Linked DNA regions of Homo sapiens: all the other regions are linked to region 3. A link is an interaction called in ENCODE POLR2A ChIA-PET data of the cell type or tissue named here. Cell type or tissue: MCF 10A. All regions are shown on one strand. Each heading gives the region's core, and the rest is flanking DNA. Links, peaks and the distances in the headings are about the cores only.

Region 1 (7,850 bases), core at 2,225-6,224, 140 kb before region 3:
AAAACAAAAAAAAGAAAGGCTTTTCTCAATTATCCTGCCTAAAGTCAGCCTTCTTCAAGTTCCCTCTTCTACAGCACTCTGTTTATTTCCTCAGAAATAATGTTCATGTCACCCTATCTTGTTGATGTACCTCTCTGTAGAGCAGTGCCCCTCCCTCCCTTGTGAGCACATAAACTCTCAAGACCTCTGTCAGTCTCATTCATTTCTGTATTCCCAAGACCCAGAACCATGACTGGCTTATAGTAGATAGCTTAACAGATATTTGTGAACTAGGTGAATGGGTGAGTGCCCCAGCTCACCTCACTTGATAGTGGCAAGATGTGGCTACACAGGTAGGTTTGACCCTAAATTCCACACTTTTTGAACTGCGTGCTGACTCTTGTCTATGGGAAGGACAGACAGGTAAATAAATAAATAAATACCAAATTGTGTTAGTCTGCTCTCTCTCTCTTTTTTTTTTTTTTTTGATACAGGGTCTTGCTCTGTCACCCAGGCTGGATTACAGTGGCGCTATGTTGGCTCACTGCAGCCTCAACCTCCCTGGGCTCAGGTGATTCTCCCACCTCAGCCTCCAGAGTAGCTGGGATTACATGCACCATCACATCCGGCTAATATTTGTATATTCAGTAGAGATGGGGTTTCACCATGTTGGCCAGGCTGGTCTCAAACTCTTGGCCTCAAATGATCTGCCTGCCTTGGCCTCCCAAAGTGCTGGGATTATAGTAGTGAACCATTGTGCCCTAGCTGTTCTCACATTGCTATAAAGAAATACTCCAGACTGGGCAATTTATGAAGAAAAGGGTTTTAATTGGCTCACAGTTCCACAGGCGTTACAGGAAACATGGTACTGGCATCTGCTTGGCTTCTGGGGAGGCCTCAGGAAACTTGCAATCATGGTGGAAAGAGAAGGGGGAGGAGCAGTGTCCATGACCAGAGCAGGAGGAAGAGGGAGGGGGGGAGGTGCCACACTTTTAAACAACCGGATCTCATGAGAACTCACTCAATATCATGAGAACAGCACCAAGGAGATGGCATCAAACCATTCCTGAGAAATCCACCCTCATGATCCAATCACCTCTCACCAGGCCTCACCTCCAGCACTGGGAATTATAATTCAGCATGAAATTTGGTTGGGGACACACATCCAAATCCTATCACAAACAAACAAGCAATAAGAACACAGCAAACCCCATTTTCTCTCTCAAGGAAATAACCATTTATAATGTAAAGTAAGCGGCAAAGCCGACTAACTGAAAGAGTTAAATGAAAAAATAAGGAGGATTAGGAGGTGCAGGGGAAGCCAGTTAAACTTGTTTTTTTTTTTTAAGTGATTTTTTTTTTCCTCTCTCTCTTTTTTTTTTTGCGAGAGGCCTAGGTTTGCAGTCTGCAGAGCTATCTACAGGGCTGGCAGGAGACTCCTGAAAAGAAACCAGAGAAGCTTGCTGACAAAAGACTGGAATTCTGGTATCTCTTTTGTTTTCACCCAAGTCTGTGGCCACTGACATTCCTCTTTTCCACCACGGGTGGATAATAAGCCCCCTTCTCAGGAATCGAAATGCACTTATACATTTTAATGTGACCTTAGACAGCGCTGTTCAGAAATCACAGGCCCATCTGACTACACTTGAGGTTGAATTGAGCTAATGGTATTCACCTCATCTTTAGATGCAAAATTGGAAGATAAAAAGACCTTGATGTGAAAAGAAGGGGGGGATATGAGGGAGGTGGGGGGTGGACGGGTTGCGGGGGGCAGGAGGGGGGAAGCAGATTAGAGATACTGCTTAAAAATCACGTGATTGCGCGTTGATAACGAAATGTCTCCTCTTTCCAAAATCCCCCATGGGCTCGAGAGATGTCCTTATTCTTTTATTTTTAACGATAGAATCTTTTTATTCCTGAGCTGGGGAAATTTGAATGTTGCTGCATATGTGGCCAGGAGATACATTGACCTTTAGCAAATCTTATTTAAAAAAAAACCCAGATTGAACACTTATTGCAATATTCCAGCCCTGTAAGATGAAAAGAGAGAGAGAGGAGAGGAGAGAGAGAGAGCACTTTCTTCCTCTGTAATCAGATGTGGATTAAATTTATTAAAGATGCTGTGTCTCCTTTTAAATGACTGGCAACCCTCTTTCTGAATTATCAGGAGCTGGCTGGAGACACGGCACCCTTCTGATTTCATCTTAAGATGACAGAGAAAAGTCTAAAATGGGAGAAAACTTGGTTCCTCTCTGTTGCTCTTTGGCTAAAACTTGGTTTTCATACATTGAGCCAAATGCATTCAGGGGCCCATGGTGAGGCCCAGAAGGGGGTGAGGGGAAATGGGAGGGTGGGGGCACAGGGTGTGGTCTGATCAGCTTCCCACGAAAGAAGCTGGGAGGGAGCCCCAGCAACTCACATGAAATGCGCAACCCCTAGAGACAGGCTCATTTCCAGCTTTGACGTGCCCGCTGTCTGTCAAGGGCCCAGTGAATGCTTCCCACCCCTAGGGCTCAGCCGCCTCCAGGACCAAGGGGCCCATTGGGCAATCTATCACGGAGCACACCTGGTCTGCCCAAAGGACACAGCAGGTAGGGAGGGGTGGGTGGGGAGGGCGGGCTGGGGAGCGGTTGGCAGGGAGAGTGGGACCCCAGGTTAACTCCAGAGAATGGATCCAAATTGCTCAGACAGGACCTCAGGCCTCTGGGCGTATCCATCCAGAGGGTTGTACATAATTTATCCATGTAGAAAGGGTGACAGATTGGGATGGTCTGGCCTTTGGCTTTCAGCTTGTCTGTATTTATAGAATTGGATGCTTGGGCCTGCAGGCCATTGCACTCTGACTTTAAAATTGGGCATGCTGACTCAGGTACAGGTGGTGCATGGAATTGTTTTTGTTTTCTGTTTTTTTAATTTTTTAAGACATGGAGATCTTGTTTGCTCCCATTTATCACAACCATGAAGCTGCTGTGGGGACATTTCTCCATCTTTCTGAGAGTGAGGGGCCTCCGTATGTCTTCGTGAAGGATGTCCCTGTAAAAGGGAAATTCTGAAGCACATTTCTAGTTCCCATAGAATTTCCTTTGTGGGTCCTTGTTTGGGAAGAGAAAGTGGCAATCCAGGGTCACTGTGTCCCATGGTATAATTGTAGCAGAAGGTTGGCTATGGCAAGCCCACTTAAAACCTGCATTTATGAGAGTTCAAAATTCACCCACCCTACAGAGAAAACACTATAGTTCTAATTTTCCCTTAGCTTAGAATTCATTCATTCATAAGGAAATTCCAGACTAAAAGATGAGTTTGCCTAGAACGTCTGGGTATTTAATATGTGTGTGGAATGAATGGAAAGGTGAATAAATGCCTGAGTGAATAACCGAGTGGAGTCTACGCCCAGTGACAGTGAAAGTCACACTAAGCACAGGCATTTCAGTGAGTGCTGAAAGCGAGAGATGAGTGAATGAGTGAGGGAGTAGATTTCAGACTGAGGGGAAAGTGAGCAGGACACAGTAGGTGCTTCTTAAAATACATTTCGAGTGATTGAGGGGGTGCGGGACAAGCTCCACGGGCATGTGGTAAAGTCTCCAGGACAGGATGGTGAATGAATGGATGGTTTTACTTTCCCCATAAGGAGCTCGTGGGCGGGTGGGTTACCCCTTCCCACTGCTAGAGGAATAGCTCGGGTTGCTCCAGATCTCCTGAAGTCAAGTTCAAAGCAAGCTGTGTCTGGGTCCCAGTTGCAAGACTGCCCCTCTGTTCTGGGATGTTCTGCTGTTCCTCCTTGGAGTCCTCGTCCTCGGGGCTTGGCCCTGGTGGCGGGATGGGTTGGCTTGCTTCCTAAACAGCACACCTGTAGAGCACGCCGCCCGGCTTGGTGCTGGGAATCTCCTAGAAAAAATGAGAGTTCCCACCCCTGCCCTCCAGGGCCTGAAAGCTTTCTTTCCGTTGCGTGCCTAGAGCCCAAGGGAGAGCCAGCAGTGCTCCTCCTCACCTTGTCCTGACCAGTCCTCAAAAATGCAGTCTTGGAGGCGTGGAGGCTAGGGAGGGGCACTTGGTCAATCCCTTGGACCGGGGCCACCTCGCCTGAAGAATCCTTCAGTTTGGATGCTCCTGCCAGGGGTTCTGAGACACTGGCCTGGGTCCACCTGACCCAGCCAGGCCACCTTGGTGGGGCGAGGATGGGGTGGGGTGCAGGGTGGGGCCGTGGTTAGCTGTGGCACTAGCGGGGGCTGACTTCTCCCACCCCAGGAATGTGCTGACAGTTCTGAGTATAGAATCCCCAACCTTTGTCAGCAAATCGCAATCTAAAAATGTTACAAAACTCCTACAAGAATGACAGATCATCTGTGCACATGGCTACTTACAAGCTGGACTTATTAGGATTGTGTTTGTGGAAGAAGAGGGCTGGCAGGGGCATTAGTGAACACGGTTGGGTTTCTGGACCCACAATTCATCTTGAGGTGTGAGACTTTGGGCCATAGACTGTCCCTTCTGAGCATTGGTTTCCCCTTTCTAATGAGAAGGCCTGTGCCGTGGGGGAGTCGGGGGGAGTGCGGGCGTGCTCTGAGGAATGGAGATACTCGTGTGAATGGCTGGGCATAGAGTAAAAATGTGATGGGCAAATGGTGGTGATTTTTGTTTGTAGAATTCTGTGTTTAATAATGAAAAAGAAAGAAGGAGAAGAAAGAGGAGGAGGAGGAAGAGGAGAAAATAATACTATTTCTTGAGTTCTTACTATGCACTAGTTTAAGCACTAAGCCCATTGCAACACTGTAGTGCATTACCCTAAAGTTACTATTAGGGTCCCCACTTGCCAGTTAGAGGAATGGGCTTAGTGAGGTGAGGTGATTTGCTTGAGGTCACACAGCTACTAACTGGCAGTGCTGAATTTCAAGCCCCACTCCGCCCAGGGTCTGTGTTCTCACCCACTGTGCAGTGGCCAAGTCTGGGTGGCTGGTGCCCACCATGGGAGAGGACATCTTGCCTAGGACCCTATCTTAGTGCCGTTGGGCCCAGGGAATAGGGTCAGAGCTGAAACACACGTGGTATGCATCTTAGGTGCTCATGAAGTGCCAACCACTTGTCTGACACAAAGGATTTAACAACTTGTGTCGGTGGGAGTCAGTGCAGAGTGCCCACAGCTGAGGGGCCCAGTGTATTCAAGGAGGGATTGAACTAGCAAATATACGCATGCTGGGAAAGCTGCCCCAAACACCGGCCCCAGTGAAAAGAGGCTTCCTGTATTTTGCCACACATATTTGGAGTGGAAATTATCGTTGAAGATAAAGGGCTGGGGTTGGAAGCAAAGCCTGCCCTGGCTGTGTTGCCTGTGGTGAAGAGTGCTGGTGGGAAGGGGTGAGGAGTGAGAGATGGGGGCCTACAGTGGGATCAATGGACTAAATGGATTTGGGGGCATGTGGTGAAACCCGACCAACCTTGGCCTTCAGTGAATGGGGAAGAAGGCTGGATCTAATAGCCCCATGTGATTTTAATGACTGTCCTGGGAAAAGTTTGCACTTTGGAGGAGGATGGGCTGGACTCCTGCAGTGACCGTCCACTAGCTCTGATCTTGGACAAGTCACTTACCCTCTCAGAACCTTCTTCTTTTCATTTGCAGAATCGGAAACATAATAAGCCTCCCCATATAGATGTCCGGGCTAAGATATTAAGTAATGGATGCCTAAAAAAGTACATTTTTGGCTGGGCACGGTGGCTCACACCTGTAATCCCAGCACTTTGGGAGGCGGAGGCTGGTGGATCACGAAGTCAGGAATTTGAGACCAGCCTGGTCAACATGGTGAAACCCCATCTCTACTAAAAAATACCAAAATTAGCCAGGCTTGGGGGCACGCTCCTGTAATCCCAGCTACTCAGGAGGCCGAGGCAGGAGAATTGCTTGATAGTCTGTCCAGCAGTAAATGTTTGTCAAATGTGTGAATAAATAGGTAAGAGCAACACTCAAAGGGTAAAAAGAGGTGGAGCTTAGTTACTCCCCAGGGAGCTACAGGCAACCTGATGGAAAGATTTTAGTCATGGGAGAGATGAGGACGCTGTGCCCTAGGGAGACAGAGTAGCCTCTGCAAGGTCATACTGTGACGGTGGTGGGATTGGAAGCGAGGCTTTTCTATCTACCAAAGTTGACCTTCCCACCACCCTCCCTCAACCTTCTAGACAGGGGCATAGCTCTCAGAAAGGGCCCAGGAGCTGACGCCCGTCACAGTGGACACAACTATCAGTTTGTTCCTTGAGAGAAAAGACACAGCTCCACTGACCTCCAAGTTAAACATACATCCCCAGAGCGCGGAGGTGTCTGGGGTCTGCTCTGCTTCCCAGCCAAGCCCAGGATGTGTGAAGAGCTGGTCTTTTCCATGCCCTGCTGGGCCGATCAATCAATAACCTTCCAAAAGTGAAGAAGTGTTTCCCTGTCTGCCATCACTGGTGAAATCATTGTTACTGAAGACTTATCTTTCATCCACTTGCAAGACACCACAGGAGCTAATAATGAGTTTTATATTATCATAAAATATCCATAACCTATTATTTGTCATTTGAACCGTTCTTTTCTTTTTTTTTTTTTTTTTTTTTGAGACGGAGTCTTGCTCTGTGGCCCAGGCTGGAGTGCAGTGGCGTGATCTCGGCTCACTGCAACTTCCGCCTCCTGGATTCAAGCAATTCTCCTGCTTCAGCCTCTCGAGTAGCTGGGACTACAGGTGCGCGCCACCATGCTGGGCTAATGTTTGTGTTTTTAGTAGAGATGGGGGTTTCACCATGTTGGCCAGGATGGTCTCGATCTCTTGACCTCGTGATCCGCCCACCTTGGCCTCCCAAAGTGCTGGGATTACAGGCATGAGCCACCGCGCCCGGCCGTTTGGACCATTCTTAAGGATACAATTCAGTTGCATTAAATACATTCACAACATTGTGTAATCATCACCACTATCTATACCCAAAATTTTTTCGTCATCCCCACCAGAAGCTCTGTGTCTATTAAAAACAACTCCCCCTTCCTGCCCCCCCGCCGTGCCCCAAAGGCGAATTCTTATTACAGAAAGGCCCCTCTCCTTGCCCCTGAACCACTATCCCTCTTTGGGAACATTTTTTAAATAAACACCAGAGTGCACATCCAACCCTGCTGAACACGAGGAAGCTGCCTGGATGATTCTGGGCTCTGAAACCTAATTAGGGGAAAGGGGAAACTAAAAACAAAGATTCCAAAAGAAAGAAACCTGGGCTGCTTGAAGTTACCTTCTTCCTGGAGGGTGGGGCCTGCCCCAGGAGATGGAAACCTGGACGGAGGTTTGTTTTTGAAATGTCTGGGCTGGGCTTGGCCTGCTGGCTCTCCTGGACGCGGCTGGAGCTGCCTGTCTCCCTTCGCCATGCAGACCATGAACTATTTATTTTCCTCTCTGTTCCAACTGCCTCTGAGGCCCAACCATCAGCTCCCTCTCCCACTGGGGTCCTGAAGGCAGCTGGGCATGGACATATGCTGGTGAGAGTCAGCAGCAGAGGGCAGGGGAAGGCTGGCTGGTTGGTTTGTTGGGTTTCATCCTAGGCTACTGTTTAGCTGAAAAGAAGAAGAAACGACTCAAAACATCCATCTCTGGTTCCAGATATCAATAAGGGGGGAATCAAAAGCACTTGAAATGTTGGTGTCACACTGGGATTTGAGTCTACAACTTTCTAGCTGTCACTTCTGATAGGAGCTTCAAACCTTTGAGACTCAGTTTCCAACTTGGTGAGAGAAGATAACTTGAGTACCTTGTTGCAAATTTATTTATTCTGCAATAGGAACACAGTGTCATGGGCCCTTGGTGGTCTTTTGAAAATGTGCATTCTTTGTCCACCTGAAAACTCCTATTCATCCTGCAAATCCC
Region 2 (7,850 bases), core at 2,225-6,224, 460 kb after region 3:
TCCAGGAAAGTGTTTCAAGGAAAACAGAAGAGAGCATAATGGACTAAAAGAAACATCATTCTTATATGAGTAACATCTAAACCAACAAAGATTTATGTGTCATGAAAATAAAACATAAGTTTTCATTACAAAATAAAATATTGCAAAACAACACAGGTGTAAGGGAAAAATGCATGAAGAAAAGCACAAGTGAAAATTGGTGAAAAAAAATCCATCCTGGTCTAATGTGTTGATTGCCATTAGCACCTTGGCAATTGTCTCTTGTATGCGTGTTGGTGCAGAAATGCAAGCATGAAACTGAATCCTTAATTTACCGTACCTTTGTTGCATGGCGTGAATCCTTCTGATATTTACTTTTGCAAAATGAAGACAATAACATTGACCTCCTAGGATTTGGGGGAGGACTAGATGAACAAAGTGCAGAAAAGTGCCTGTGGTTGTGGCTCATGGCTGATGGTAATACATGTTAGTTAAATCTGAAAATGCAGAGGGCTGGGGGAAGAATTTTGAGACCTTGAGTAATTGAGAGATGTCATTGAGAAAGTAAGATATCGCTGGACTTCTCAGAGAAAAAAGTAAGATGCAAACAGGCCTGGGGCAGGGTGATGTCCTAGGTGAATTGCACAGCACACATCCAGTTGGGGATGTGGATGGGGACAGGTTGGGCATCAAGCTTCTGGATTCTGCTGGGCTGAGGGTCCATGTTTCTGAGCTGAGTCATCCCATGTGGTGGGTGAGTCAGGTCTTCAAAAGCCTGGCCATGGGGCCTTTAGGCTTCTTATCCCTTCAGACCTAGGGTCCAACCCACCGTATGTGTTGATCTCTTACGTGCCAGTAGTTGAGCTAGGTCCTGGGAGCAGAGAGATGTTGAAACTCAGATTCTAAATGTATTCTGCCTAAAGTCAGACCACAGATCCGTCACTTGGAAAATGTGTTACCTGGACACATTCCTTAACCTATCTTCATCTCAGTTTTCTCATCTGAAAAATGGAAATCATAAAGGTGGCTGCCCCATTGCATTTTGTGAGTGGGGGGTTGTGAACAAAACGTAGACTTCATACATGTGCGTGAAGGTTTTTTATAAGGCCTGGACCTCAATCCCAAACTGTTCATTATCCAGTGCTCAGGAAATGGACCACTGCAATGGAGTAAAACACGTGCAGAGACAGAGGTTAATCCAGGGCTGCTGGAACAGCTTGTAGTATGACTGGCCCCACCCAGGTGACTCAGGACTTAACAGAGAAGGTGACGTGAGGCTTGGTCAGGGCCTGCAGGTTGAGGAAGCTCTGTGGGAAGAAGAGCAGGCAGTAGCGAAGGCCTTAGCGAGAGTAGAGATTACAGGAGCAAGAAGGTAGTCAGGGATGCTTGGGAACCACAGACAGACAGGTAGCTTGGAGCCAGGGAGGGCTACAAGGAGCCGGGAGGATGGATCTGGAGTTGTCCAGCTGAGCCTAGAATAAGAAGAGCCTTAAGTGTTGCATTGAAGAGATTTTATTTTCCTCTATAGGTGGTCAGGGGCCTCTGTGTGACTTAAGAGTACAGGTTGAGACCATCCTGGCTAACACGGTGAAACCTCATCTCTACCGAAAAAAAAAAAATTACATGGGCATGGTGGCCAGCACCTATAGTCCCAGCTACTTGAGAGGCTGAGGCAGGAGAATGGCGTGAACCCAGGAGGCGGAGCTTGCAGTGAGCCGAGATTGCGCCACTGCACTCCAGCCTGGGCGACAGAGCAAGACTCCATCTCAGGAAAAAAAAAAAAAAAGAATACAGGAACGACACCATACCATTCGGCTAGAGGAAGTGTTTTTTAAGCATCCACACTCAGGTGCTTGCAAACAGGAAGACTGGACAAACCTCTCTGCGAGACAAGGCGAAGCAGGTGTCATGAAGTCCGGGATTTCTCTGGAACAGCATCTGGCCTTTGCCCCTGCTAGTTGTTTAGCTCTATTTAGTATCTTTTATGCATTCAACACATCACACATTGCAAAACATTGCTTTTCAGGGTTGCTTGAATTTTTATAAAGAGATAACAGCTGTTGTTTCAAGTAAGACTGATCCAGGCGTTGCTGCCAGCCATATACCATGCTTGTGGAAAGCATCACTTCAGTAACATCCAGCGGTGTGGAGTCTCTGGTTTGGATTGGATGTTTCCCAGAAGGGAGAGCTGGGTGGAAAGGGACTCATTTCTGCCAGAGAAGAGAAAGGCATGCCCCATGGGGTGTCCTCCAGAATGAAGGATCTCAAAGGCCAGATATATGGTGAGCACTTGGAAAATATTCATTGAATGAATGAATGGATGAATGAATAAACAAATGAATTAATGATCTCTCTCACCTCATTGATACATAGTATATTGGGGGAGAAGAAAATTAAAACAAATGTATTCCAGGTTTTTTTTTTTGTTTTTTCTTAAATTAGCTTTTAAAAAATTTCACAAGTACAATGTTAGTCCTTTCTTGACATTATGAAAGTCAAGACCAAGACAGTCTTTCTTCATGGCGCTGTTTTCTGAGGGTCCTCTCTTCTCACTCTGGCATCCACCGTTTAAGCCTGTTTCTCCACATTTACATATACATAGCTAGGACTTTTATGTGGCTGTCTGTATTTACAACTGTATCTCCACCTGCTTTTAGGAAATTAGGGATTACTTTCCTTATTTAAAAGATAGGGAAACTGAGGCTCAGGGAAGTGATCTTCTAAGTTGAAGGTCTTTAAGAGTCAAGATTTGAACCTGGCTCTGGTGACCCCGACTCCTGTTCTTTCACCAGGCTTCCCTCAGAATGAGTTCTCCCCTGGTTCCCACTGTGTGTTTGTCTTTGAATTATGAGTAGAGTAAACCCTGTCCACACAGGAAGGGGAAGCAGACAGTAGGAAAAACCACAGTGCAGTGGAGAAAGTGAATTCCTGTGCTATTCAATATGGTAGTCACTAGTCACGCATGGCTTTTTAAACACTTTTAAGTCAAAATTAAATGAAATTAGAAACTCAGTTTCTCCATTGCACTGGCCACATTTCAAGTGCTCAGTTGTCACATGTGGCTGCCAGATTGGACAATACAGATATAGAACATTTCCATCATCACTGAAAGTTCATTTGAACAGCACTGCAGCTAGACTGTAAAGCGTTGCAGCAGAGTGAGGGCTTATTCACATTATGCAGGAAGAATATTTTTCATTGCTTTCCTGACATTGAACTAATACATACACACTGACTAATACATACACACTGAACTAATACATACACCATGTCATACACACTGACATTGAACTAAGGTATTCTCCCATTGCTCTCCAAAGACGCTGAAGTGCAGGCTTTTCCATGAATCTCTTTTGCATGTTCTGGTGATTCTACGCAGCAGAAGTATCTCAAATGGTCCACAAACGCCTCCTGGACTTCATCTTTATTCAAAGTCAAATTAATTCAGACCACTAAGGGTTCTGCAGCATTTTCCTCATGGAAGCCCTTTAATGTAGCTGAACGTTGCATTACAACCTCTGCTTGACATAGGTGTGTTAAGAAATAGGCTTATCTTGTAGAATTGACAGTTGGGGATATCATTGATTCTACTCACAACTCACACCTTTTTATGAGGACATCTTTAATAAATTTATTTTAGACTTGAATTCTTCTGGGTGACTTCTGTTATATATTTCCTATCTGGTTCTCACAACTGATTGTTTTCTTCTTTACTTTAGCTACTAGAGAGCTCAGAGTTAATTTTTTAACTCAACTTTAACAATTATGAAGTACTATCATATGTTTCTGTGAACTAATTTTTCTCTCTGTTTATTTCACTAATCTCCTGTCTGTCTTCCTTCACTTTGCCTTCTTTATCTATTCTTCATCCCATTGTATTATAGGATTTCTTCTTCTCTCCCCTCCCTTCGCCTGCCCGCCCTCCCTCCCTTCTTTCCTTCCTTCCTTCCTTCCTTCCTTCCTTCCTTCCTTCCTTCCTTCCTTCCTCCTTTCATCTTTCTATTTTTTCTACATCTTTCTGTGTCTGTCCTTTTTCTTTTCTTCCTCTCTCCTACCTTTCTGGTATCTGGTTTCAACACCTTGAGATGGAGTACACATAAATAAGTCAGAGGTGGAAGTGCAGGGCGAACAATGGCCCGGCTCACTCCACATCAAATAAAGGCCACTACTTCAGAAGCATGTTGCGTTTGCCCCTGAGGCTGGCCTTGACACGTGACCAGTCCTCACCAGGAAGGGGAAGGCTGGAGACGTGTCTGGGCAATTCAAGCTTCTGGGATCTGAATTGGGATGGCCCCACCTGTCCCCACTTCTGATCATAATCAGGAACATCTAAGCTGAGTCACTTGAGCCTTTGGCCTCTCTCCTTGCAGGGAGTGGCTTTCCCAGAACACCGATGTCCCACCACCCTGCCCTCTCCTTCCAGTGAGTGACAGCCCCAATTATGGGTCAAAACAGGGAGTCATTTGTCTCTCTGGCCTTCCCCATTTCAGGAGGTGATTTACTCCTTGTATCAATTATTCATTTTCCTTGGGGAGGAGGCTTTTATGAGATCTTGGTCAGCAGCACCAAGCTAGCTGGAGGGTGTGTCCTGCCTGAGGGCTGAGCCAGGCAGCTCTGTGCCTCTGGAAAACAGCAAGTCCCAGCCAAATGGAGGCAATGGATTGCAACCCAAATGTGCTTTCAGCATGTCTTGCATTAGGATTTGATTTAATTTTTACCTGATGCTTCACCTATTACAATGAGACATAAAAAGGGAATTTGCAGCTGCCTGCTTATCAGAAAAGATCAACTGTTTCTGTAATTAATATGGAAGATAACAATTTAAAATAATGAAACACCCATAATATGCTTAGGGGAAGCAGCTTGTTGCTATAATTAGAACGAGAATCAAATTGTTCTGATGGCAAACACATCATTTATTGAACTGAAGCTACTCTATGAATGAAAGTAAATAGCACAGCAGGAAAAAAAAGACGAGTAAGAGACATTTCATAAAACTCTGGGTCTGAGAAAGCTATTACAAGCACCAAGGACAGGGCTTAACAGAACCAGACATTCCTGCAGTGCCCCGCGAGTCTCCACCCAAGCTCCTGTGTGTTGTTTGTTCAGTGGCTTTTGAGACCCTTGAGAATTTTCTACAGTACATCTCTGATTATGTCACACCTGTGCTTAAACATCCCCTCACAACATTAAATATAATAAGGTTTATATCTGTAAGCGTGCATGCACACACACACACACACACACACACACACACACACACATCTTCTATGACACCTGTGTAGAACTTTTTACCCAGGGAACTGTTGTTTCCTCCTCAACAAAATTTTGGCTGGGAAGGGAGGATTGAGGAGGTACTTTCAACTTAACACATCATTTTTCACTCTTCTATCTTAAAAAAATCCATCAGTATATATTATTTCATGATTAATAAAGAAGTTGTTATTTCCCACAGATAGCCAACCACGTCAGTCTCCTCTCCTGCCGATGTTCTCCTGTATCTGCTCCAGCTCGCTAGGCTGCAGCTTCCTGGAAAACTCCTTGGATTCATCACTTACCTGTATTTTTAGGACTTTTATTCCTATTCATCACTTGGCCGGCAACTTTCTCCCTCTCCTTTCTTGCCTAGAAGGCTCTGACTTTTCCAAAGAGGCCTGATGCAAATGTTACCTCTTCGCTCTGTCACCCAGGCTGGAGTTCGATGTCACAATCTCTGCTCACTGCAACCTCCACCTCATGGGTCCAAGTGATTCTCCTACCTCAGCCTCCTGAGTAGCTGGGATTATAGGCACATGCCACCATGCCCGGCTAATTTTTGTATTAACAGGGAAGGAAGGAAGGGAAGGTATTAACCATGTTGGCCAGGCTGGTCTCAAACTCCTGACCTGAGCAGATCCACCCACCTTGGCCTCCCAAAGTGCTGGGATTAGAGGCGTGAGCCACTGCGCTCAGCCGTCACCTCTTCTTAGCAGCCTTCTTAGACCAATGCTCTACTCTGGGACACAATTTATTTCTTTCTCCTCTGAGTTCTCATGGTATATCCCACAAACGTGTATCAATACATTATTTTGCACTACACGCTTGCATCCATTCACATCTCCTGCTCTCAACGTGTGTGTGTGTGTGTGTTTATGTGCCTGGCACATAGTAGGTATAAATGTTTACTAGAATGGTGTTAGATTAATTTGGGTGAACAAGGACACATTTTGGGTTCATTAGACATGTTACGATATTTTTAAAGTTTTGTGGTTTGAGTAAAATTTGAGATGCATCTTGCCAAGTATGTTTCTCCTTATTTTGTAAAGCCCATATGTCTATTAAGGGAGGAAAAGCCATATGGTTCTGATTTCTTTACTCATAGATCAGCATTTCATTTTGTAGGGTATCTGATGTTCAAGATGCCGCCTGTACTGTGTGTATTGGTCCCTCTTTTTGAATGTTTTTCTTTGAACCGAGGAGATTGACTTTCCCAAAAATAGAAACTTAACTCTCAACAGTATAGAGGATATTTTCAGTCCTGAACTTGTGAGGCTTGGGAGATGGGCTCTCAAATGAAACCACTTTGTGTCTTTTCTTGCAAAGAAAAAGGTGATGGCCCTTAAACAGGATCTTTTGGTCAAGATGAGCTGAATTAAGGTACAGTTCATGTTGGGTCATTTGGGTTTATTTTTTATGTTGCTGAAGGCGATCCATGTGCAGTAAGGATTAACCAATTGGATTAATGAATTAATAGATGAATAAATGAATGAAAGCAGTCTAGAGAAGGGTGATATCATAAACAAAATTTTAAAGTTAGAAACCCTGGATTTAATTACTGTTGCTCTTGACTTTGGGCCTTAATAACTGAGAGCCTTTTGCCATCTCCGGCTTCTCTGAATGTGGTCTTCTAATTAAAAGATGATGTTAGTAATGTCTTGAATGCCTTCAAGTTTATTTTCTTCTTGCTGCTGCTGCTGCTGCTGCTTCTCCCTCTTCTCCCTCTTCTCCTTCTTCTCCTCCTCCTCCTTCCTCTTCCTCTTCCTCTTCTTCCTTCTTCTTCTTCTTATTCTTATTCTTTTTTCTTCTAAGACAGGGTCTTGCTCTGTCACCCAGGCTGGAATGCAGTGGCACAATCATAGCTCACTGCAGCCTCCAACTCTTGGGCTCATGTGACCTCCCACTTCCACCTCCCGAGTAGCTGGAACTACAGGTACACACTAGTATATCTGGCTAATTAAAAATTTTTTTTTCCTTGTAGATACAGGGGTCTTGCTGTGTTTCCCAAGCTGGTCTTGAACTCTTGGCCTCTAGCCATCCTCTGCCTTGGTCTCCCAAAATGCTAGGATTATAGGCCTGAGCCACTGCACCATGTCTTGAAGTTTTCATGACAACTTCGTGAAGATCTATTTGAGCAACATTTGCCAAACTTTAGTCATTCATCCAATGCCTTTGCAATCTTATCACTTAACATTTTTTTTCTAAATGAACTTTTCTTCATTTGATAAAGTACTTAAACAAATATATTTACAAAGAAGACATTCTGTCACTGTTATCTGTGAAGAACTCATATTCCATACTGTAAAGAAATTTCTTACTGTGGAAAAAAAGAGATATTTATTAATCTTTGTTCTAAATATTAGTCTGTGTACCACCTAAAATTATCTCACTCAGCATCAGTGTTGCCCATGCCCACCTTTGGAAAGCATCAATGTTGATAGTATATCTGGGAGCAAGAGTGTATGACTCTATAAGCATTTTGAATAACTATTATTGTTGTTATTGAAAGGATTAATCTAGGAGCTGTCAGAAACTATGGCTTAAACCTTAGCCAAGGCATTTTAATTATATATAATTATAGAGCTACAGTATCCTTACCTGAAAAGCAGAGTTGT
Region 3 (7,850 bases), core at 1,966-5,965:
AGCTAGCCATTCATCAAAGCATCACTAGTAAGTGCTGGAGATGCCATTAGGAGTGAGGTCTTCCCTGGTCAGCAAGGCCAGGAGTCTCCACTCATGTGAAGGTAAGAAGGCCAGGTAGGGCAGGGACATCACTAGAGGGGAGAGTGCAGGTGCAAAGGGCCTGAGGAGGGGCCCTGGAGGGGGCCATTTTGGGTGGCGTGGTAAGAGTGGGAGTTGAGTGGCAGGAGGTAGGCTGGAAGGACATTATCCCACCCACCAGGGATCTCACACCACCTGGTGCTCACTGGAAACCCCCCAGGCATCCTCTCCCACCCTGGCCCTTGGCTGTTGTGACATGGTGAGATCAGACCTGTTAAATGACTGGCTGGGCCCCTGACTCAGGGACATCCTGGGTGGACTCAGGGATGGAGTGAGAAAGAGGGAAAGAATAGAAAGGTAGCAAACGCCAAATGCCTTGATGCCAAAATGATGGGCGTCCGGGCCTGAGTAAAGATTCCATCTCTACCCCAAAAGCACTGGTAGGAGGACCCTATCCTGCTTTAGGTGGGGTGTATATGGTGTGGCCAGATTAGCATTGAAAAGGATCACACTCATGGGAGCAGTAAGAGCAGAAGCTTCTGGAGGCCTGAGTCATGGTATTTTCTATCCAAAGCTGTTTCCAGATGAGTTTTGAGACAATGCCCATTCATCTATTATTACCTGCTCTGTCCTGGAGGAGAAGCAATGGAAGTGTTCTCTGCCTCCCGCTCAGTCCATCAGCATTTGATGCCAACCACGAAAGGACTGTGCCTGGTGCTCTGGGGCCAGCCCTGGGTCCTCAGGAAGCTCACAGCCCAGCCAGCATGACCTGGAGGCCCACATAGCAGTGACAGTGGTGCTGCCTCCACACCCCGGGAGCCCTAAACCAATCACGGGGGCTAGGGAAGGATTTCTGCCTGGGCTGATGCTTGGGCGTTATCTGGGTGCAGAAGGCAAGGAAGGGTGCGCCAAATAGAGGAAACAGCAAACTTGAAAAGGGGGAGACTTTGGAGAGCGTGCTATCTGAGGAAGGTGGTTAGGTGCTGTTAGAAAGAGAAATGCGAGTAGGTGGTGGGGGTGGAGCAATGCCTGGGCCAAGGTGTGGGGTGTTTGAAAAGGCCTGGGACCTGGCAGGCGGGGTGGCGGGCAATGGGGCAGGACGCAGCCTGGGCCTGCTCCAGGTGGTGGGGCGCTTCCCGCAGGTGTCCCTTTGATCTCACAACAAATGGCCTATTCAGCATCTCCAAGACTGGGCCAGCTCCTGGCAGCCAGGCTGGGAAGGTGGGAAAACACAAGGGGATTGTCTGCCCAGTTCCAAAGCCGGGAATTTGCTCAGCAACACTGCACATGCAGGGAGTAGCCAGGTTCTAGCAGTCGTCAGGATGGCTGTTTGCCAAGGACTCCCCTGACGGGCTGCAGGCAGACCCTGGGGGCTGGGATGCCCAGGCTCCTTTGCCTGCCTTTGCAGGTCCTGGGGCAGGAGTGGGGTGTAGGATGGGGCGTTGAGTGCAGTTGTTCATTTGTGCACAGATCCAAGAAAGACAGACCCTTCAGCAGGGCAGAGTGAACCGGCAGCCTTGCCACTGAGCCCCCAGAAGAACTGACAGACGCAAACTTCCTTCTTCTGCTGGAAACTTTTTTTCTGTGGGTGAAGGCCCAATTGTGGAGAGAGGCAAGGTTGGATATTGTGATCCAGCATACTGAAGAAGCTGGGTTCTCCTTCCCACCCTCCACCTGCCATTCCAAATGAAGCCAACACTAAAACTACAAGAGACTCTTTTATTTTATTGAAGTGACACCAAACATGACGAATGCTGAAAACAAAACAGCTTCTTTGTAGACTTTTGGGCTCTTTCTCTTTATTACTTTACTATAGGTGTGTTCTCTGGTGTCCCAAGCCCACATTTGGAAGGTCCACTGGATAAGTGCTGACGCTGGAGAAAGGTCTGTTTGCAGACTGCCAAATTCAAGAGATAAAGCTTGTTTGGGGGCTGAGGGGTGTTCCCGGGCAGTGTGGGCAGGTCAAGTGTGGATGCTCACAGTCCTGGCCTTTGACCTTCCTGGCTTCACCAAGCTGTATGCACTCAGGGAAGTTGCACAGCCACTCTGAACCTCGGTCTTTTCCTCTGGTAATAACTGGCATTAACGCCCATTTGCAGTGTTGCTGTGAACCAGATCAAGTGTGTCGATACGCCCAGGATGGTGTGTGTACTTATAGTAGCTGCTCAGTGAACATTAGTTTCCCATCTCTTAAGAAAGAAAATTTGGCTTAGAAATCAACTTTAAAATATTTTTGTTGTTTGTTAAGAATGGTTCAAAAGTCACAAAATTATTTAGAAATTGTTTTCACTGAGTTCAGAAATCCAGGAGACTATTTAGTCAACAGTCTGTTTTCTTCCCGATAGCCTCATGATGGACTCATCTTTGAAAACCCAAGTAAAGCAATTTAAGTTTTCAAATTCATTTTGCTCATTTACCCACTCATTCATTTATTCTGCAAACAAGTAGTCAACACCTCCTATGTGTGAGGTCCGGGGGCTGCTCCCAATTATACAGAAAAAGTGGAGAGGAGGCTTGGAGCTGTGGGAAAGAGGAAACTCGGGTCCAAGAGGTCCCTGCAATTTACTAACTGTGACCTGGGGCAAGTCATTTCAGCTCTGGAGCCCTCGGTTTTCTCATTTGTATAATCAGGATAATAATATTTCCGTTGCAGGATTGTTTGTGAGAATTAGAGATAATATGTGTAAAATACGGGGTGCATGGAGCCATGGGAGCAGCTGGTCCTGCTAAGACGAGGTCCCTGCCCTTGTGGCTGAGGCCCCTGTGGTGGTGACAGATCGATGGACAGAGGCACCGAGAGTGATTTAAGAGTACATCTCTCCATCTACATCTGTATATAACAGACCTGAGATACAGGCTTGGGCAAAGGTCTGTTTGCAGATTGCCAAATTCAAGAGAGGAAACTTGTTCCGGGGCTGAAGGGTGTTCAGGGGCAGTGTGGGCAGGTCAAGTGTGGACGCACACAGTCCTGGCCTTTGACCGTTCTGACTTACCAAGCTGTATTCACTCAGGTAAGTCACACAGCCACTCTGAACCTCAGTCCCTTCCTTGTCTCCAGGCAAAATGACCCAAGGACCTTTCTTTGGGTGGGCTTTTTATCCCGTCCGTGTGTAAAAGCCCACTCCAAATGAACCAAATCTCCCACAGGCTTTGCAAGGTGTGACTCAAGAGTCAAGGCAGCGCGGGGACCTGCCCGTGGACCCTGGATCTTAAATGAGCCCCTGGAGCTCAGCAGCAGGTTCCTGGGAGTCTGGCTGGCTGAGTGCTTGGCTGGGATGAGTGGGAGCAGCTGCAGGAAAAGGGAGAACTAGTTTCTCCGGAGTGTGTTTATCCTGCTTATCTGACCTCAGAACTCAACCATCCTAATGATTTTTAATGACTCTAATGTGCCTCACGTCTTGACTGGACCCACTGGCCATGTCGCGCTATCGAATGGCCTCTTTCCCATGCGTACTGCCCGGTGGAAGTGGGTCCAGGTGCCAGGTGGGATTACTTGGGTCACACACATGGTGGGACTTAGTTCAAAAGGATTTGACACCAGGCTCTGCCAGAGCTCAGAGCTTGGGGAGATGGCTCCAACCAAGCCCCTTGGTCAAGCCAGGTGGAAACATGCTCAGGGAAATGGGATCAGCTTCAAAGTCAAATCTCAGCTGTGCTGCTGACTAGCTGAGCTCTCAGGATACGAACTTGGCTTCTCTGGTCTCTATTTCCTCATCTGAGAAACGGGTGCCGTAATGAGATCTTCCTCGCCTCGCCAGGATCCCTGGTCCTCCGCCCTCTGTGGGCCTAAGCTTCGCCTGTAGCAAATGTAGGATTTCTCAGGCGCCTCCCAATTTTGTAACCCTATGACTCTCTCGCCGGCCAGCTTCTTCCTGTCCACGCCCATTCCCACCCACCTGAAAAATACCTGCCCTTGGACGATATAGCCTTGACCAAGCCATTTCCCAAGAAGGGCTGCCATGGCCTGGGGTTGCCACCCACCTGAGACCTCGTGGGGCCAGGGCTGAGCTCTCAGGGTGAGCCTTGTGAATAGCATAAACACTCACTAGTTCCCGTCCCGTCCCTGCTGGCTGTCTTTAGGCAAACTGGACAGGGAAGCACCAAAGCCCTTGCCTCCCCTTCACATGCATGACGTAACTGTCACTGGTGAATGTGGAGATTTCTAGAAAGTCAGGGCTTCTCCATTAGTGAGTCAAAAGGCTCAGATCAGCTCTCTGCCTTTTATGCAGGCTCCAACTGTTGCTTCACCCGAACCCACCCTCTTTCGTAAGCAAGAGTATCCTTGCCAGCTGAGTCACTGAGTCCGGGGACTCCAGCCAGAACATGGTAGCGGCTTCATGGCCCAGACCCTGGCCTGAGGAGGGGCCTTGTCTCTTCTTGGCCAGCTGTGTGGGTGGGATCCCCCTCATTCCAAGGGATCATTTGCTCTCTCTCCCCCCACAATCTGCAGATGAACACCCTTGGGGTGGAGGAGAATTTCAGCTACTTGCCTGATGCTTTATGGACCTGGGCAATAGAGCAGCTTTGTCTTGGGGTCTGACCACAAAGCCCTAGCCATTATTATTATTAATATTTCTTAGAAATATTTATTTCTTATTTAATAAGATGTCTTAGAAATCTCATGAGTGTGTCAGATGAGAAAGTTGGGAAAGATGTGAAAGTGTCCTTAATGACAGCACAGTGCTTCTCAGCTGGGGAAGTGTTGCCTCCAGGAGATGTTTGGTAATGTCTGGAGACGTTTCTGGTTGTCATAATTGAGGGGCAGGAGGTGTCACTGGCATCAGGTGAAGAGAGGCAGGGGATGCTGCTATATACATGCCACAAAGCACAGGGCAGCCCTCCACAAAGAGTGACCCAGTTCAAATCATCAATATCGCCCAGGCTGAGAATTCATGATACAGGGAAGCTGTATCATGAAGGCCTTGGAACTAGACCACAAGGCCTCCAGAGGGTCTCAAAAATAGTGTTTATATACATAAAAACAAAAACCCCATTTTAATTGTAAGATAGATTTGAATTTTGAGGTTGAAGGGCTGGTGAGTGCCCAAGTCAGAGTGCAGCCTGGTGGCATCTCCGGGAGGCCCCATCGCTGCCAGCCCCGGGCTGTCCCGACTCCTGCCCCAGGGGCAGTGATGACACCTACTCCCTGCTCCGGGTGCATGTGGCACCCCACTCTGCTTCTGCAGCCCTGATCTCTACCTGGGGCGATTCTCCCACATTTCACTGCTGGTGGGAAGTGACACCTGGGTTTCCCACCATAGCTCAAAATGCAATGTGTCCCGACCTCAGGCCAGCACCTGCCCTGCCAGCCTGCTGCTCCTTGTGGGTCTGGTGTGCCTGAGCCCCCTGTCATTCTCTCACCTCATTGGCCTCCTTCTCACCACTCCACCACCACCATCTTTCTGTCCTTCCCTTCCCTGCCCATGCCTTCTGTCATCCTTTCCCTTCTACCTGGAATCCCGTTCGAGCTGTCTTCTTCCTTGTCTCCTCAGGATTCTCTTGTGTGAAATGTTTTGTCTGAACCGCTGTGAACTTCATCTTTCTGAAGCTGTTTTTCACTTGTACTACTTTTCTGGTCAAAACTCCTCCATGGCTCCCCTTGCTAACAAGGGAAGGTCTTTCTACCTCCCTAACTTGGGAGTCATGGCTCCTTGCGACTGGGCTGTCAACTTCCCACGACAGTGCGAACTTCTCCTTCTCCCAGGCCACTCCCTGCTGCAATATGGGGCACACTTGTGGTGGCCAGAGCTGTCTAGGCACCCCGTAGACCGTGAGATCTGTGAGGCCAGGAGCAAATCTTACCTGTTCAGTGTGGGGAAGCTGTGCTAGTAGGTTCTCAACTCACCTTTGCCAAATGCTCCACTGAATGGTAGATGAACCAGCCCCTCTCCTAGGCGATCCATGATTCCTCCCTCTGTTGTCCTTCCTGCTGTTCTCCACCCTAGAACCTTCCCTCTCCTACATCCACACCTCACTATGGGTCCCATTTGAAGTCAGCTCTCTGCTCAGATGCCGCCCCCCGACTGGAAGAAGGGATGGTTTCAGTTTCCAATCAACCTCCACAACACTTTGTCTACCCCCCTCGAACAGTGCTCACTACTGTCAGCCTTAAATTATAGCTATTTATGATAAAATAAATAATAAGGGTGGTTGTTGAGTGCAGCCAGGCTCTCTTATTTGCAGGCCAGGCACCTTGTTGAAGCCACACGAGGACCTGGTTCATGTAGGTTTCAATGGGTCCTTTTTACAAAGAGGAAAACAGAGGTGCGGAGATGTTTATAGATATGCCTCCAGGGTGCGAGGCTAGTTTATTTCCGAGCCAGAGGCAGTGCACCTTAATTATGAGAGCTCAATGCTTGGATCTGAGAGCACCAAACTCTGGGCCTAGGACTTGCATTCATTCCCTCATTCATTCATTCACTCGCTTATTCATTCATTCATTCACTAATTCATTCATTCACTCATTCATGAGGGAATGCACAAATCAGTGAAACAAAAGAATTCCTTTGTTCACTAAACTAATATTAATTGAGTATTTTTCATGTGTCAGGCACATCCTAGCTGCTCAATGAGAGGTTTTCTGCTGTCTTTTCTTGAGGAGGAGGGAATGAACACATCGATACCTCTGGTCTATTGAATTAGGAAGCCAGTGGCTTAAAATCATCTTTTGAATTTCAGAGCCCTAAGCTGGTAACACTGAAAGGGACACATGTGATTGTTCTTATCCATGGGCTTATGTTACAGATGAGAACAGTGGGCCCGCTCAGGGAAGGGCTTGCTTGGGGCCACCCAATAGCTCCATGATCAAGCCTGGACTTGGCCCCTCTGGCTTTAGACTTACCATTTGTTGTTTTCCTTTCACCGACTAACTGCTCTTCACTGTGTCTAGGGGATGGGTATGAGTAACCCGGGCTTCCAGGACATGTATGACTTGAGTGAGATGTGGATTTGGGGGTGGACAAGAAAACAGAGGAGAGGAGAGATTTCACAATTTCTTATCAGGTCCTTGTCATCTTGTGTGCTGTGAGGGAGCCATCAGGGTTCCATTTCACCGATGGAAACCTGGACCTTAGGAGAAGGGAGCCCCCCAGGAGCATGCAGGGCTGAGTAGCACCAAAGCTCCCATGAGTGGAGAGGGTATGGCGGAGCCACCCGGAGAGAAGTTAGGCGCTTTTGCTGTAGTGATGGGGAACCTGGGTTTGAGCTCTGCCCCGCACTTCTGTGTGGCCGGGGCAGGGTATTTCACCTGTGTGCATCTCAGTTTGCTAGGGTATAAAATGGGGAACTGAAGCTTCTTACCTCATACACTTGTTGTGAGGATCCAATGAGTAATAACCCAGCCAGGACTCAAACCTGTGCCACACAAGTGAATGCTCATGGTTGGCTCGTATTTTTAATGTTATCATCAGAGAAACCTTTGGTTCCAGACCCAGGTCTGCCAATCACTCCCCAGGTGACCTTGGGCAAATCCGTTAAAGTTTCCGCGCCTCGGTTTCCTTATGTGTAAGATGAGGCAGACAGTAACCCCCAGCCATACCCCGAGATCCTGGTGCCACGAGCCTGGCCTCCTGCCCTGCTCCGGGAGCTGCTCAGCCAGCACAGGCGGCTCTTTCTGTTTCCACTTCTCCACCGAGATTGTTAGAGTTAAAAGGAAAGGAAGGGGTTTTGATGCTGAAGAAAGAGCTGGGGAATTAGGGGAGCTGGGAGTTAGCCCCGAGGAATTCTGGCTTTTGGCAGTTTTCCCTGAGCTTCTCTGGAAATGTTGGGTAGAC

Evidence for each region. Peaks named below come from ENCODE experiments on the same cell type or tissue, not always from the same donor. Only the 100,000 strongest peaks of a DNase experiment are listed, where the experiment ranks them.
Region 1: POLR2A ChIA-PET joins it to region 3 with 8 read pairs; 1 of 35 experiments calls an interaction of 5 or more read pairs at or near these places.
Region 2: POLR2A ChIA-PET joins it to region 3 with 7 read pairs; 1 of 35 experiments calls an interaction of 5 or more read pairs at or near these places.

What each region holds. Positions count from the first base shown.
Region 1 is chr14:99,095,572-99,103,421 of GRCh38, reverse strand. No RefSeq gene overlaps it. Among named protein-coding and RNA genes, the nearest start is that of BCL11B, 170 kb to the left of the region's middle. In MCF 10A, for the core only: no CTCF peak of the experiment used is centred there; a DNase peak (open chromatin) is centred at 3,961.
Region 2 is chr14:98,494,926-98,502,775 of GRCh38, reverse strand. No RefSeq gene overlaps it. Among named protein-coding and RNA genes, the nearest start is that of LINC02914, 210 kb to the left of the region's middle. RefSeq lists enhancers at 613-1,812, 7,090-7,850. In MCF 10A, for the core only: no CTCF peak of the experiment used is centred there; a DNase peak (open chromatin) is centred at 4,265.
Region 3 is chr14:98,953,824-98,961,673 of GRCh38, reverse strand. No RefSeq gene overlaps it. Among named protein-coding and RNA genes, the nearest start is that of LINC02914, 250 kb to the right of the region's middle. In MCF 10A, for the core only: no CTCF peak of the experiment used is centred there; a DNase peak (open chromatin) is centred at 4,273.